2 separate regions of the Mus musculus genome follow, and region 2 is linked to region 1. A link is a loop called in an ENCODE intact Hi-C map of the cell type or tissue named here. Cell type or tissue: gastrocnemius. All regions are shown on one strand.

Evidence for each region. Peaks named below come from ENCODE experiments on the same cell type or tissue, not always from the same donor. Only the 100,000 strongest peaks of a DNase experiment are listed, where the experiment ranks them.
Region 2: it touches region 1 in a loop (5-fold over the local background); 8 of 42 quality-filtered maps call a loop at or near these places.

What each region holds. Positions count from the first base shown.
Region 1 is chrX:161,787,469-161,792,468 of GRCm38, reverse strand. No RefSeq gene overlaps it. Among named protein-coding and RNA genes, the nearest start is that of Scml1, 42 kb to the left of the region's middle. In gastrocnemius, a CTCF peak has its summit at 2,064; DNase peaks (open chromatin) are centred at 1,508 and 2,074.
Region 2 is chrX:161,577,816-161,582,815 of GRCm38, reverse strand. No RefSeq gene overlaps it. Among named protein-coding and RNA genes, the nearest start is that of Rai2, 140 kb to the left of the region's middle. In gastrocnemius, no CTCF peak of the experiment used is centred here; a DNase peak (open chromatin) is centred at 2,290; H3K4me3 peaks cover 1,261 bases; H3K27ac peaks cover 1,683 bases.

The sequences.
Region 1 (5,000 bases):
AGTTATTGGTTGGCCATTCAGTCTCTACCCCCTCTTCCATGCCTGGGCAGAGCTTCTTAATGTCTACCTTTCTTATTTTCTTTCTCAGGACAGAAATATCAAGGTTAAGGACCTACAAGGGCACTAGAAATTGGTACTTCTGCTATCTGGATTGGGGGCTCCAGAATACCTGGTTAGGGATCAGAATATTCTTAGCCTGGCAAGAGGCCAGAGTGCCATGAAGCTTGCATTTGGGGTGTGAGGATGGTGAAGACTGCCCCCTAGGCTCCTGAGGATGTTGTATACACAGTTGGGAAGCCAAGTATAATATGCTTCACTTCCAGGAAGAGAGCAGGTGAGAAGCTGGTTTAGGAGATATGTGCCTAGGAGCCATCAATATTGTCTGAAAGTATACAGAAGGTGATAACAGTCACGTTTGATCCTCAAATCTCCTCTGATCCTGTCTCCTAGGGCCACATGTAGTACTTTCTCTATAGTGTGTTCAGTACTTTTTTTTTTAAACCCAAGAAAAATTGCAGCTTACAGGCAAATTGTTCTCTAACAGAAGCTACAAAAGACAGGGAGGTGTGAACCCAGCCTTATCACAACTCCATTGCTCCTTCAGGCCCCCCACGCCCTTAATCTCTATGAAGCAATGTGATTCAGTTTCAGAAATCCTAGGACACAGCTTCATGCTGTACTTTGGTCTCTTTTAGGCCTTTCCCTTGAAGCCCTAGAGGTGAGCTTGTTCAAGTTGTTCCCTCTGGTTACCCTGTCCCCTATTCCCTCTCTATCTCAAATAGAGGTCTCCGTAGGCCCATTGATCCATCCCATTCCCTCAAACACCCAGAAAAATCCTCAAAACCCACCATCAAAACAACAACAACAAATCTAAAGCAAAATAAAACAAAAATCTCAACAACAAAAACAAAACTAAAATCCTAAATCCCAAACTCCTCAAACTGTACTAGCAGCAAAATACAGAGAACCTGTGGCCTTCACAGTGTCAGGTCTAGGACTACATTGCAAGTGTTGACTCTTAGTGCCTAGCACAATCAACCCTTGGCCCCCAGTGTTGTAGTTGGTATGTTTGGGTGGTTTTACACCATGGTTTTTCTGTGTGGCCCATTGTTGGTCCCAAACTCCTCCAAGATCACCCTGCCTCTTGCCTTGACAATTGGTATTAAAAAGTCTGTGCTACCATAGCTCAGGTCTGCTATGATATTTTTGGCTTAGGGGACAGAAGTGGTGGTAGCCCTGAACCTGTGGTTGGAAGGAACAGGGCTCTATGGACACACAGTGCTGGTGCAAAATGTGGCTAGTGAGGCTGCCCACACATTTCAAAGACGCTGCACCCTCTTCTGGCCTGTGCACACCTCGGCATCAGGGAACCTGGTTAGTCTGGACTTGCCTGGCTACTATGGGCATGGAGCAGAAAGCAACAACTCTTGTTCTGTCTGGGAGTGTCCCTGAAGCTTTTCAGTGCTGATGCTTAGCTACCATGCCCATGCCTGCAGGAGAAGCATGGCCCAAGTCTGACATAGCAGGTTTTCACTGCTGCCCCAGTGGCCCCGGTGCAGCCAGTGTGGAAAAGGAGTTATCAGACAATAACTACTGCCAATTGTGGTAAGAGGAGCCCCTAGTCTACTACCCTATGCAAGGGCAATAATTCCAGTCTGGGCTAGTACTCCCACATTTTACCCTTGCTCCTCCAGCTCCTCCAAGACTCTCATGCCCCTCCATTCATCAGCAGACTCCAAGATTCCCAGCCCTATTTCCCTGGACTCAGAAACCTAGAGGCCCTGCCAGGCACACTACATACCACTGTGTGTGTGCTTTTATTTCAAGCAGAGGGGAGAAGACACTGCGGTCATAAGCCAGCAAGCCTGCCTCCAAAGCGTAGTCAGCCTGGCTTTACTTTAATAATGGATGAAGGTCTTCTTTGCTGAACTCTGGGATTTTCTGTCTGGACCGGTTGTCCTAAGACACAAATTAGTTCCCTTCAGGCGATCAAAGTCATTGGGCAGGTATCCGTGTGTCAGGACCACTGAACTGAAAAGTTTCCGGTGGTTGTTGCTGAGTTCAACCAGAGTGGGGCAGTGTCTGCCAGCATAGATGAAACTGACAGAATGGTTTCTCCCTGACTTCCGTGTGGAAGAGTTCTTCTGACTTTTGGAGGATTCCTTTGCTGCAAAGAGGCCTCCTCTTTCCGTGGTGGAAAGGTTGGCAGCTCTTAAACAGGATGAGCAAGGCTCACTTCACAAACATTTTTGTAACTATTTCAAATACAGTCTCATCCCCTTTACAGAGCACATGTGCTCTAGGCTAGAGTTGTATTAAGACTACATGTGAAAAGTCTCCCTCACTTGGGGTGGGGGAGAACGTCACCCTTGTAAACCTAATTTTATATGTCTAGTTCAAAGACCTTTTTATGTGTTAAGCTATCAGACCTTCCAAGGAAAGTTTGGTGTAAGATGTAAGGGAGTGAGTTCTGTGTAATAAACTTCCATGGAAGCTCCTGGACCTTTACTTACTAGGCTCCAAGCTTCTGAGAATGCAGAGCACCCCAATGTCTCGAGAGTGCTGTCTTTAGAGAGGGGTGGGAGCCTGAAACAAGCCCTGAGGTATTCAGCAGACTGTGGCCAAGGATTTGTGCCTGGATTTGGAGGCTGGAGGGCAGCACCATCCCTGATTGGTGCCTACCCACTGTGAACGAAGTGCCACTGGCTGGAACATACCTACTTCCAGTCCTGGACCACATGGTTCTCTCAACAGTGAGGAAGATCAGTGAGGAAGATCACGGTGAGCTTTGATACCATGCATGACCAATATTGTCTCGGAGCTTCTTTCTTCCAGACCATGCTTTCCCCCCCTCTTGTCTAATTAGCTCCTTTTCATTTTGAAGGCCCAGTGATCATCAACCCATCTGTCAGGCCAACCGGGAAAATAGTAGAATGACATTTCCTTGGGATCAACTATTAGTAGTCTGAAGGTAGGTATGAAAGGGCCAGGCTGGAAACTCACCTCTGTAGAGCCAAGAGCAATGCAACAGTCTACAAGCTGGAATGAAAACCTTTTGAAAATCATAGATTTGACTGACCTATCTTGGCCTTGCTCCCTATTACTTTCTATAAACAAAGTATAATATAGTATGGACAAATTTGTTGAACATACATCATGTACTTATATTCTGCATCTTCTGTTTCTGGTACCCCAGATAAATTAACCCATGATCTTAATGTTACTTTATTGCTTCTGTTGTATATAGATGAGGAAATGGATGCAGAGATGTTATATGATTGGCATGAAGTAACCCAATTAGAAAGGAGCGAAGGTGACAATTAATTCCAGTTTCCTGTAACACCAGTACTCTTAATTCCTACTTAGGGTCTTCCAGCCACAACTTTTGTCAGGTGCAGCAGGAAAAAATGGGTTTTGATGCACAACTGTCTTGTGCTTCAGTACTGTCAGTATTTCAAAACAAAAGAATGCCTGCCTCTATATGAGGATTTAAATTTCCATTCAGCTGGTTGAAGGATTTAGAATACTCCCATTTTGTTATTACCCCATGGGATGCATATGATGATGAACTGGAGTACAGAAGGAAAACATTGAACCAATTTAATACTGGGTCCACCCTTTCAACCTTTTGAGTTTTGCACATATTTTATAATGTACATATTTGTTCAAGAGCCCATGCATGTAATTTATTTCAAAAAAATTTCACAAACTCTAGAAAGGCAAATGTTCAAATATTTTTTGTATTCCAGTGACGAGATTTGGCACTATTGCTTGTTTTATTTTCTACATTATATTCCTGTCTAAGAGTAAAAAAAAATAGTCTGGCTATTGTGATACACACTTGTAATTCCAGCCCATGTGAAATGGAGATAGCAGGATCAAGAGTTTAAGGAGCCTTCTATGGCTACGACAGTGTGCTCAAAGTCAGCCTGGACTGCAGGAGAGGCTTTTCCAAGAAGTCAATAAAGATGCAGGAGACCTTTTTGAACAATGTCTTTTGTTTAGAAGGTACTGTGATGGATCACTTTTGTATGGATAGATTTCCATGTACTGTATTGTTTGGCTACAAAGGGCATATCTGTCCCTTCTTCATGGATTCAGTTGAGCACATACACGTTTGACAAAGGTCCCCTAAATCCCAGCACTCTGCTAGACGTGTAGGATACAGCAATTGTGACTTTCACCCTAAAGAGTGCCGTGCTTTTGATGGAATGAATTGGGAAGGGTGATATCATTGTGTTCACGTTACTATGGGTGAGGGGACTCATAGCTCCTGCCAGAACACTCACGGAAGCTTTCTAGGGGAGGAATTATTTTGAACTACATCTTGAGGAAGTGGCCAAATTAAGAAGGTGGGAAAGAGTGTTGAGAAGAGGACACCCCTGAGTGAGAGACATGTGCTGGGAGCACCTGCCCCTTCTGTATACCTGGAGTTTACACATGACGGAAGAAGTGACTTGTGAACACAAAGATGGGCTGGGGCAGACCTCAGAACGCCTGCCCACACGTGAGGCCAGAGGATGGGTAAGAGTCAACTGCAACCACATGCTTGTTTTATTTTCTGTGTATATAGAATTACCAATTACCACAATGGTTCTGGTGTCAGTATAGAGGAACGACGCAGGAAGACTGGAGGCATTGCCTTCATTCAGTTCTGAGGTTAATTTACCAGTCTTGGCAAGGAACGGTATGGGCTGGGTCAAGAACAGTATGAAAAAAAAAGAAATTACAGATTTGAGAAAAATTGAAGAGTCTGAGTAAGGCAATTGAGAGTCTGAGTACTGTAGATGAAAGAGAAATCATGGCAAACAGGTCCAGGTTTCCCCATGAGCAACCAGGAAGAAGGTGTCCGCAGGAAACCTGTATATAAATGTTGGATCAGTGAAGGGAAGAGGAAGGGAGGGAGTGGGAGGGGAGGGAAGGTAGCTTTAGGTATGATGCATATGATGTTCCACCTATGGAGATAAAAGGTGGAAAGGCAGATGGGACAGAAGCTAGAC
Region 2 (5,000 bases), 210 kb after region 1:
CCTCAGTTGTATTAAAGAGCTGCTCCAAGAGATTCTTCTCCAGTGTCTTGTGTCTAATTCAGTCTGTGACGTTATCATTTTGACATGGGAATATCTATAATAAACCATCAATGAAAATGAAAGTGAAAGCAAAAGCCAGGAGCTTTAAACTGACTATGAATACAAATGTGGAGACACAGATGATATAGACAGAATGGTGGTCTGTGGAAGCTGAGCAAAAGCCCCCCCCCCCCTCAGGGACTTAAGTAGCTGCCCTTCTCCTGTTGCAGTGAAAACTGTCCTTAAAGTGTCTCCTGGTAACCTCAAAGAACTACCATGTTCCTTTCCAACAGCCTAATTTATGGCTTCAGACTAAGGAGATCTTGTTTTTGTATATGCTGAGAAGTAATTCTACTCTAGTTCAACTTGTAACTCCTGAGAAGTTAATGTCTAGCAAAACTGCCTGAATGCTAATGCAGTAAAAAAAAATTGGCCTGCAAGATTCTGCAATGGGCTGGAAATATGAGACACTGGATCATGCTTGCCCCACGCACAGAAAATTACTGGGCGGAACGAAGGATTTCCAGAGGGTTCATGATTCATATGAAGGTGTCTAGTCTATTCAGAGCCTGGGAATGACCTGCATTCTAAGCCAGTGGCTGACATAGCGTTCCCATTTTACTTGGTGTCTTTTAATAGAGCAGATATAAATACATCACTTTCATCTTGAGGGAGTGTGGAGAATTACGGTGCCATCACAGCAAGTCCTCTCCTCTAAGATGCAAGCATGCTGCTAGGAGGTAGAAATATTCATTCAGCTAAGCTAAGGCATATTAACCTTTCAGAATACCCTCCTCTTTTTAACTAGAGTTTGTAGCTAACATCTGTTATCTCAGTTTTTAGACAAGGCTTCATAAACTTTGTGTTTTGCATATGCTTATTATCTTTGGTCTAAACTGTGAACATTGGTCGACCAAGTGGTTCTCAAAGTTTGATCCTCAGACCATAGGCATTGGCCAATTTCTGCATGCCACACCAAACCTGCTAACTCAGACAGTTTCATGACTGGGTCAAATGAGCTTTAAGAAACCTTGGACATTCTGACGCATGTCCAAGGAGACAAAACTTTGCTAAACTGCCTGAACCTCACTTGTTCACTCTCTTTGCTGTTATGCATCACCTTTCTTCTAGGACCTAATGCAAGAACAACGAATTTGCTTTAAGTAAAATTGCTATTTTTAAATTCAAATAGTATGTAACTTAGGATGGTTTGACATAAATGTATTTTTTAACTTTTCAATGGTTCATAAATGATTCTTCAGGAGAAATCTTATTTTGAATTTTGAACTTGATCTTTTTTTTCTGGCAAGCAATGGGAAGTGTGACACTCTCCGGTTATACTGGGCACTGGTAAATAGCCACAGTTTACAGACCTGCAATCATAAGGGGAGACAATTGATACTCTAGTGTGCTGTGTTGCTAAGCTACGGGGGCAGTAGGTTAGGTATTCAGTGCACTTTAGACTTATAGGAGAGTTTTAACTTACAATAGGTTTATTGGGGAAAAGCTGGGACATAATTTAAGGACCATCTATACTACAAAATGTGCACACACACCCCCATCAGACATTCGTGGGTCTTCTTCATCCCTGGATGCTTCTGGGGTGTTGGCTCCATGTACATTGTAAATTTGGGGGAAAATCTGCTGGGTATTCACAACTCATCTTATCCTGCTCCCACACTGCAGAAAAGAGCTTTCTCCTGGGCAAATAGCCTGATACTAATATGATAATCTCTTTGACTTTAATCTACCCCTTAGATTGTTCCTCTGGCAATTTTCATACTTGCCTTTGGAGTTTATTACAGGGAAGATTGTTGTTTCATGATCAAAACTGTAGAGTGATTGTTTAATACAGAAGTCACTTCCCAGGCTTCTACGAGATCCATAACCACTCATATTGTTTGGAGTGTTCTCCCAGTTCTCTTCTTCTTCTGCTTTTCCTATTTCAGGACCACTTCACTTTCTGCTTCTTTTCTTTGCTTCTTGTTTCCTTCCATTTTCTATATATGTATATGCATATATATATATACACACACAGCACCTGGCAAGACCACACTTTTTTTTTTAAGTTATAAAGAAGAAATCCTTACTTTTTCTTTTTTAAAAAATTTATTTATTTATTTATTTATTTTACACTCCATATTTCATTCCTTCATCCCTCCATCCACCCTCCAACTGTTCCACATCCCATACTTCCTCCCCATTCCCCTGTCTCCACGTGGACGTCCCCATCCCCCACCCCACCTGACCTCTAAATTCCCTGGGGCCTTCAGTCTCTTGAGAGTTAGGTGCATCATCTCTGAGTGAACACAGACCCGGAAGTCCTCTGCTGTATGTGTGTTGGGGGCCTCATATCAGCTGGTGTATGCCGCCTGGTTGGTGGTCCAGTTTTTGAGACATCTTGGGGGTCCAGATTGAGACTGCTGGTCCTCCTACAGGGTTACCCTTCTCCTCAGCTTCTTGAATTCAGCCTTCCCTAATTCAACAACAGTGGCCAGCTGCTTCTGTCCATTGGTTGGGTGCAAATATCTGCATCTGACTCTTTCAGCTGCTTGTTGGGTCTTTTAGAGGGTAGTCATGATAGATCCCTTTTTGTGAGTGCTCCATAGCCTCGTAATAGTGTCAGGCCTTGGGACCTCCCCTTGAGCTGGATCCCACTTTAGGCCTGTCGCTGGACCTTCTTTTCCTCAGGTTCCTCTTCATTTCAATCCCTGTAATTCTTTCAGACAGGAACAGAGGGTCAGAGGTGTGACTGTAGGTTGGCCCCCCTCTCCCTCATTTGATGCCCTGTCTTCCTGCTGGGAGGTGGGATCTATAAGTTCTCTCTCCCTACTATTGGGCATTTCATCTAAGGTCCCTCGATTTGAGTCCTGAGAGTTTCTCACCTCCCAGGTTTCTGGTGCATCCAACCTTCTACCTCCGGAGAGGGTGCCAGTTTCCACTCTCTCTGCTGGCCCCCAGGGCTTCAGTCCTTTTCCCTCACTGAATATCAGATCAGGTTTCCCTCTGCCCCAACCCCCAACCCCAGTTCACCTTCCCTCCCAGGTTTCTCCCTCCCTCCCCACTTGTGATTGCTCTTTGTGTGTGGTCTCTATGTTTATTTGAAAAGGTTTTAGAGGACAACTGTGAGAATCATGAAAATACTACAAAGCCTTACTGCCCATAGCTTTTCCATGTAATATTCTTTGGTCCATCACTTCTGTCTTTGGGTTTCTATTGCTGTGAAGGGACACAGTGACAGTGGCAAATCTTAATAAGGAAAATATTTAATTGGGGCTGGCTTACAGTTCAGGGATTTAGTCCATTATCATCATAGCAGGAAGCATGGTGACATGCAGGCAGACATGATGCTGGAGAGGTAGCTGAGAGTTCTACATCTGGATTGGCAGGCAGCAGGAAAAGAGTGACACTGGACCTGGCTTGAGCATTTGAAACCCCAAAGCCCACCCCTAGCAACATACTTCCTCTAACTATGCCACACCTCCTGATAGTGTCACTCCCTATAAGCTCATAGGGGCCATTTTCATTCAACCACCACAACTCTCCACTCTAGAAGACCTGACCATCATATTTGTGCTTTGAAACAGACACAAAGAGATTCTAAATATTATCCAGGTTTCTTATACTTGGATAAGAAATAACCCAGCTTCCTTCTTGTCCTTTATTCCAGATTACTTTGATTATCATGATCACTACTGTCCCTCCCAGCTTCTAATGGAAGTCCTCTCCACTCTTATTCAAAACACGGTAGTTGTGCCATCCTTCCCTCCTCTTCCCACTTTGTCATTTTCCAAGCATTGCTTTTGAAGCTACCTTCAAATATGCTACTTACATTGAGTCTTAGTCTTTGGATAATGATGCTAAGGACATCAAACCCAATGTATCCCTCCCACCTTAGGACTCAGCAGCACCAAAGTGAGCTAGCACCTGTGAATGGACCTATAGCCAGTAAGAGACTGGAGCTGAAGGCACCAAACATAATATAGCTGTGGCATTGTGACATATATCTGACTGGCTTCTATTTCCTTATGTCTAGCCTTCACTCAAAACCTAGACATACCATGGACACTGTTTCCATCATTTTTCTTAGATAATGAGTTGCTTATTGTCTAGCATGATTGGAGCAGAGAAAAGTAGTCCTCTTTCATTCTGATTTAAACTGGGAGCTCCATATGCATCGTAAGTCAGGGGGTTAATCAGCAGCACAATTTGTGGGCTTTCAAAGCCTCCTACTTACATCCATAGGAAGTCCTTAAAGAGGAGAAGCAGTGCACATTTGTTTACTCCCTTTACCAGCATTGACTGAGCAATTGCTGCTAGTGAGAGTATCTTGTCATAGAAGCAATGTTAAGCCTGGTCAAACTGCTATTAGATGGAACCTCACTAGTCTTTGTTTGCGGATCCCTGCTATACAGTAATTCCTATCTCCCAAAAACTATATCTGGGCTTACTAAATAGTCTTATATGAAAGCAGTAACTCCCTGTCTCATGCTTCACCTTGGAAGTAGTGCCATCTTTCCCTTGATTAATAACTTTCTGTAATGTCACTTCATTTTAAGGAACGAAATCCAGGTTGTACATGTAGTCAAACTTATCAAGTTTAAAGACAATTTTTTTAAAGATTTATTTTACTAATTTGTGTATGAGTGCATGTACTCATATGGGAGCAAGTGTGCATGCCTATGCACACATGGAGGCCAGAAAGGGGCATCAGATCTCCTGGAGCTGGGAGTACTGTTGTTTGCAGTGCTCCTGACTTGCTATATATGTGCTGGGATCTGAACTGCAGTCCTTGTGATTGTTCAGCAAGTGTGCTTAACAGCTGAGTCATCTCTCCAGCCCCACAAATCAATTTTGAACTTCCCTTTCCACCTCTTTTCCTTCACACTGGATTGTTTGCATTCTCACAAACATTATAGATCCCCAATTCTTTTTGTACACGCCATCCCTTCCCTAAACCT